2 separate regions of the Homo sapiens genome follow, and region 2 is linked to region 1. A link is an interaction called in ENCODE POLR2A ChIA-PET data of the cell type or tissue named here. Cell type or tissue: Caco-2. All regions are shown on one strand. Links, peaks and the distances in the headings refer to the core of each region. The heading gives the core; the rest is flanking DNA. Region 1 holds the start of WBP2NL (WBP2 N-terminal like). Region 2 overlaps TCF20 (transcription factor 20).

Region 1 (2,909 bases), core at 250-2,749:
CTTCTCACTCCATTCCTCTCAGCTGTTATTGCTGCAGGGCCAAGCCCTTTTTAGTGCTGTGCTCGTCCAGCTCACCACCACAGCCCCTCTCAGCCCTCAGTAGGTGGGAGGGGCCAGCTGCCTCTTTAGGCCAGTTGCATCCTCCATTTATCCAAACCACTCCTCTCCTCCCAGTGGAGTGGGGTTCTGCCAGTACAGCCCTACTGCATCATCTGCGTCAGCCGGTCCTAGCCCATCTGCAGGGTGAAAGAACTCATCAAGAGCTCCTTCTGCCCTTGTAAGCCCATCCCAGCTACTTGTAACCATCTCTAAGGGCAATGGCATTGCTCCCTACCCATTCATCTGCATGAGCTACTCTTGGCTTCCTTAAAGGGTCAAGAAAGCAATTTTTCTGCTTACTAGATTCATTGAGATCAGCTGTGTGAGCCCCAAAGTGGGACAAGGGTGTCTCCTTCATTACTTAAAGATATTCATGAGGGTGGGTCACTACAGATGTTGGGGAGCAAGGGCTAGGATCACTTTTTAAAAAATCACCACTTGTGGCTGTCCCAGAGTGCGGTTGTACATCCTCCCCACCTCATAACGCAGCCACTGAGGAAGAGTGGTTTTCCTAAGAAGACATTGCTGGAGTTGACTTTCTTCTGTCCAAACAAACAAACAAAAACTAAACACACACACAAACCCCCAGAAACCCACAATATGTACACGCTAAGGAAAAACTAGCACCCTTCTGTCCACTCAGCAATAAGAGGGATCTCTTCCCACCTACCCTACCTACTCCTACCCCCAACCCCCTTCCCCATTAATGTGAGTAATGAATTAGCCTGACCACAGGTGGTCACTGTAGGCTAATGGAAAATACCCAAGGGAGGGCAAAGCCCCCCATCAGATGCATGAATGTTTGCGAATGTTGACTGCCACTGCCCCACACACTGTGTCTTTATAGAATTCCCCTTTGCCCACCCTCTTCCTGTCTCCACCTGGACACAACTTGCTCAAAGGCTGGTGACTTGTGGGCCATTCATCTACAACCAAGTCCTGATGGAGCAAGAGGCCCACGCCTAGGGGATGCAAGAACAACCCGTTTCTTAAATGTTACCAGTCCCAGCCAATCTTACGGTGACATTACAGTTAAATTTCCCAATTGAAAACAAGCAAACAGACACTCAAACTGGTCCTGTAATTGTTGCTAGACTTTATGTGTTGTACAACTAAACATTGCTGTTTGAACAGTAACTGCCTGGCCTGTCTTATTTGTGCTCCTTGACCAAATCAGCCATTATGTCATCTCACCCATGTGTGGAGGGTGAGACTCTCTTGGTAAGAAATAGCCACAGATATTAGAGATGAAAACACTTTGTGAGGTCAGTTCATCTTCAGTTGGCGTCAGGTCGGGCCTCAGTCATTATTTTCTAGTGTTTCATAACCAAAGTGAGTAATGGATGGGAGGTTGAGGTGGGAAGATGGCTTGAGCATGGGAGGTTGGAGGTGCAGTGAGCTGAGATCATTCCTGACAGGACCAACCCAAGTCCATACCTAAAGGCAGGGGGCTAAGGGGGCAGGTGAGGTCGGGAGGCCACTCACCTATCACTCACCCCTTCGCGCTCGAGCCAATTCTCAGGGCCCGCCTCTTTCTCCCCTTTCTCGGCGGGGGCCTCTACCCTGACTCCGCCCCGCTCCCCGGGCACTGCCCCACCACGTGACCCGGTCTCGCTCCTCCTCCTCCTCCTCCTTACGTCATAATCTCCGCCCTCCCCTTCAGAACCGCGCCCCACAGCTCGGCGCAGGTCCCGCCCCTTTCCATCTACGGGGCGGCAGGAGGCCCGAAGCAAGATGGCGGTGAATCAGAGCCACACCGAGAACCGCCGCGGAGCCCTCATCCCTAACGGTGAAAGGTGCCTGAGGGGAAGCACGGCGTGCTGTCGGAGGAGAGGAGACGAATGAGATAGACATGGCGGCTCGCAAACTCTCAGCGAGTCAGGGACTTTGCCGCCTTTTTTGGGCGCGGCGCTCTTAGCTCCGCCCCCGACCTTTGGGAGCGCGCGCCCCTCACTGGTGTTCCGGCATGTGGAGGTGGCGGAGGCCGGAACGCGTGGCCTCGCGCGTTTGAGGGGTGGGGGTGGGAATGCGCCTTTTCAAGGCGCGGGGCCCAGACGCATGTCTCCTCAGGGCGGGGCGGGGAGGGGGTGCGAGACGCGTGTGTCCTTCGAAGAGAGGCCGGAGCTGACCGGCGGTTGTGAGCAGCCGGGGGCCTTCGGTGGCAGCGTGGCTGCCCTTGGGTGCCTGCGACTTTGTTGGATGAGGACAGGTACTGGGTGTGTATCTCCTCCTACTTCCACGAACAAGGTGTCGCTCTTTGGTAAGAGGGATGAGGAGGTCGAGTGTGGATCATTCTGGAAAGATCTCAAACTGTTGTGGGGCTTCTCCTTGGACCTGGAAACTTTCTAAAGCCATGTTTCCTCCTTGCTCCAACCAGGGAGATGTCTGCTTTTAAAAACAAAATTGAAAAAATTGAGGCCAGGTGCAGTGGCTCATGCCTCTTATCCCAACAGTTTGGGAAGCTGAGGTGGCCCAGGAGTTTGAGACAAGACTGGGCAACATAGTGAGACCCCATCTCTACAAAAAGTAGAAAATTAGTGGGCCATGGTGGTGTGCACCCATAATCCCAGCTGCTTGGGAGGCGATGGTAAGAGGATTGCTTGAACCCAGGAGTTTGGGCTGCAGTGAGCTCAGATTGTACCACTGCACTCCAGCCTGGGTAACAGAGCCAGATCCTGTCTTAAAATAAAAGATGGGACTGAACAGATGCCTGGGCACAACAAAGCACTGTTGGTCGCAGGAAGCTGTGGGGCTTACACCAGTTGCTTTGCTCCTTGCGGTGCCTGCTGCTGGCCCCTGAGCTCTCTACT
Region 2 (2,909 bases), core at 255-2,754, 180 kb after region 1:
AAGAAAAGAAAAGAAAAAAAACAACGACAACAGAGAGAATCAAACTGTATGTCCTAATCCTTTGGATGCTCTGGACAAGGGTCTGTGGTCTCCTCTTACCTGCATCAATGGCACACGGGTAATGGTATCGGAAGGAGCAGCCTTTGTTGTAGCAGCCCAAGGTGGCGCCTGCCTCCTGGCAGTGGGAACATTTCTGAAAGGAAGGGAAAAGTCAGGCATGTCAGTATCCCAGATTTGGCCCTCTCCTCCAGGCCTTCCCTGGTCCCCATCTGTTAGACCTCAGCACGTGTCTCTGTGGTTAGAGGAGTCCGTGGTGGCAGGATGAGCTGGTCAATTTCTAAATGCCATTCACTGACCACACCATGGGAAGGGATCCAGCAATAATGTTTTAGACCAAGCCTCACAAATGTTCTCAAATCAACAATACAGCAGGGTGAGATGAGCAATCCATGTCATAAAGGACATGCCAGAGTGGGGTCCCCAGCCCTGCCTCTGGTACCCCCGCCATCCACCCACCCACACACTATGCCAGGCATTTCCTTGCTGCTATCGTGAGCGGCCTGCAGATCTTCCCTGTTTACTTCTGCTGTGAAAATCTGGGGTAAGAGAGGGTAAGGTAGTAGAGTTATATATAAACCTTTTAGAATTAGAAGTGGAATTTGGTTTCTAGTTCTTGTATTTGTAAGAAGATTTTATTTTTATTTTTGATCTACTTACCCCAAATGCCCAATACATTTCCCTTTTCAGAAAATATGGGCTCCTGTGTGCAAATGGTATTTTTATACATGAATCTTATTTTAAATGCACCAGAAAACCTGCCATGAATTTCTGGCTAAGTGAGACATTATTTTGTAATTGAGACACTCCTCCTTATATGGTCAGGTTTTCTTAAAGTGGGGCACATCTCTGTCAGCCCTGTGATGTGGCTGCTGTGAGTGCTCATCCTGTCAGGTAAGAAATGTGTCCTATCAGCAACAAACACATTCATAAAACTCAACCACATGTGACCCTACTAAGGATGCTGGCTCTTCAGATAGCAGAGGCACACAACCAGCAAGACTAGCTGGAAGAGACAGAAACTTGTTCCTGCTTCTATGAAAAATAAAAGTGTTCCCTAAGCAATTACACTGAGCTGGCTCAGGCCCCCGACACAGATACTGATGGAAAACTACACTAACGCCAGCAACAGCAAAGCCCAAGCGCTCGCCACGCTCAGACTGAATGATCTCATCCAGCCCTCTGCACTATTCCACCTGGCAGGCACTCCTAATGCTTCACGTGAAACTCTTGAGACACCAAAGGGAAAATAACTTGTTCCAGGTCAGAGCTGAGATTCTGGATGATCATCTCTGGCATCCTCCAGAGACAAAAGAGGTAGGAACAAGGGCTGGAAGAGATTAGTCCTTCAAAAGCTTTGCCCTGCTCTCAGAAGATCAAGGTCCTTCTGGGTGCCCATAATCAGTAAATGTTTATCATGTGCCCTCGCACCCTTGTTAAGAGAGAAAAGATCATTTGGTCTGGAGTAAACCAAGGACAAGTTCACAGCATTTCTAGTAGCCCTAGACTCTGTCGACCTTTGTCAGTGCCACAGAGCATCTCAGAATCAAAAGGACTATCAACTTCAGAGAAGGGAGTGTGGGTAGTCCATCGGTGGCCAACCTGCAGCCATGTCTGCTGCCACTTTCTTTTTTTGAGATGGAGTCTTGCTTTGTCGCCCAGGCTGGAGTGCAGTAGCGCAATCTTGGCTCACTGCAACCTCTGCCTCCCAGTTTCAAGCCATTCTCCTGCCTCAGCCTCCTGAGTAGCTGGGATTACAGGCGTATGCCACCACGCCAGGCTAATTTTTGTATTTTTAGTAGAGATGGGGTTTTGCATATTGGCCAAGCTGGTCTCAAACTCCTGACCTCATCGCATCTGGCCTCCTGCTGCCACTTTCTTACTCAAGAGGCCCGAAGATATGGCCCTCCCTACCCTGGGGGATGAATCACAGTGAGTGGTGGCCATTTAGGAATGGGTATGGTCAAGCATTTCTGGTAGGAAAGTCTGCAGGAAAAAGGGCTTCTGAAAACATTTTGCACTCCCCCCAACCTTTTTTTTTTTTTTTTTAATATATTTTGAGACGATGTCTTGCTCTGTCACCCAGGATGGAGTGCAGTGGCACAATCATGGCTCACTGCAGTCTCTACCTCCCAGGCTCAGGTGATTCTCCTGACCTCAGCCTCCCGAGTAGCTGAGACTACAGGGTGTGTGCTACCACATCCAGCTTTTTCAAAAAATGTTTTTGTAGAGACAGGGTCTCACTATGTTGCCCAGGCTGTCCTTGAACTCCTGGGCTCAAGCAATTCTCCCATCTCAGCCTCCAAAAGTGCTAAGATTACAAGCATGAAAGTTTCACCCTCTCAAAAAGAGACAAGAGGGAGGAACAGGTAATTTTTCTTGCGCAGCCTCTGTGAGGATTAGACAGTGGGATCTGTGGCAGCCACAGTATCACCATGAGGGGACAGCCCTGAAGACAAAGCCAGCCTGCTGAGGACAGAAGAGTGGCAAGATGGAGAGACCTGGGCCTACCATGACACTGTCAAGCACTAAATCACCCAAACCCAGGACCAGGCCACCTCTAGCCTTGTTACAGGAAACTTGGGTGCTGCTGTAGAAGGGTTAAGTATGCATGCTCTGGAACCTAAATAACTGCCTGGTAAGTGGCTCCACTTTCTAGCTCTGCCTTCTTGGCCAAACTCCTAACCTCTGTTCCTCAACCTACAGACGTGGGACTAATAATAGCACTCACCTCATAGAAATGTCATAAGGGTTAAATGAATTAATTCAGGCTTAAAACAGTGGCTGGGTCAAAAGTGCTAAGTAAATGTGACCCAAGATGACCATGTGTCAGACATATGCTAGATAATCTA

The links. Peaks named below come from ENCODE experiments on the same cell type or tissue, not always from the same donor. Only the 100,000 strongest peaks of a DNase experiment are listed, where the experiment ranks them.
Region 2: POLR2A ChIA-PET joins it to region 1 with 15 read pairs; 4 of 35 experiments call an interaction of 5 or more read pairs at or near these places.

What each region holds. Positions count from the first base shown.
Region 1 is chr22:41,996,986-41,999,894 of GRCh38, forward strand. SEPTIN3 (septin 3) reads left to right here. Exons shown (of 12, transcript NM_001363845.2): 12 at 1-1,236. WBP2NL (WBP2 N-terminal like) reads left to right here and starts at 1,803. Exons shown (of 6, transcript NM_152613.3): 1 at 1,803-1,895. The coding sequence starts at 1,834. RefSeq lists enhancers at 1,353-1,869, 1,870-2,384 and a silencer at 1,696-1,755. In Caco-2, for the core only: no CTCF peak of the experiment used is centred there; a DNase peak (open chromatin) is centred at 1,726; H3K4me3 peaks cover 1,521 bases.
Region 2 is chr22:42,179,510-42,182,418 of GRCh38, forward strand. It overlaps TCF20 (transcription factor 20), which reads right to left. Exons shown (of 6, transcript NM_001378418.1): 3 at 100-193. Among named protein-coding and RNA genes, the nearest start is that of CYP2D6, 50 kb to the left of the region's middle. In Caco-2, for the core only: no CTCF peak of the experiment used is centred there; no DNase peak of the experiment used is centred there.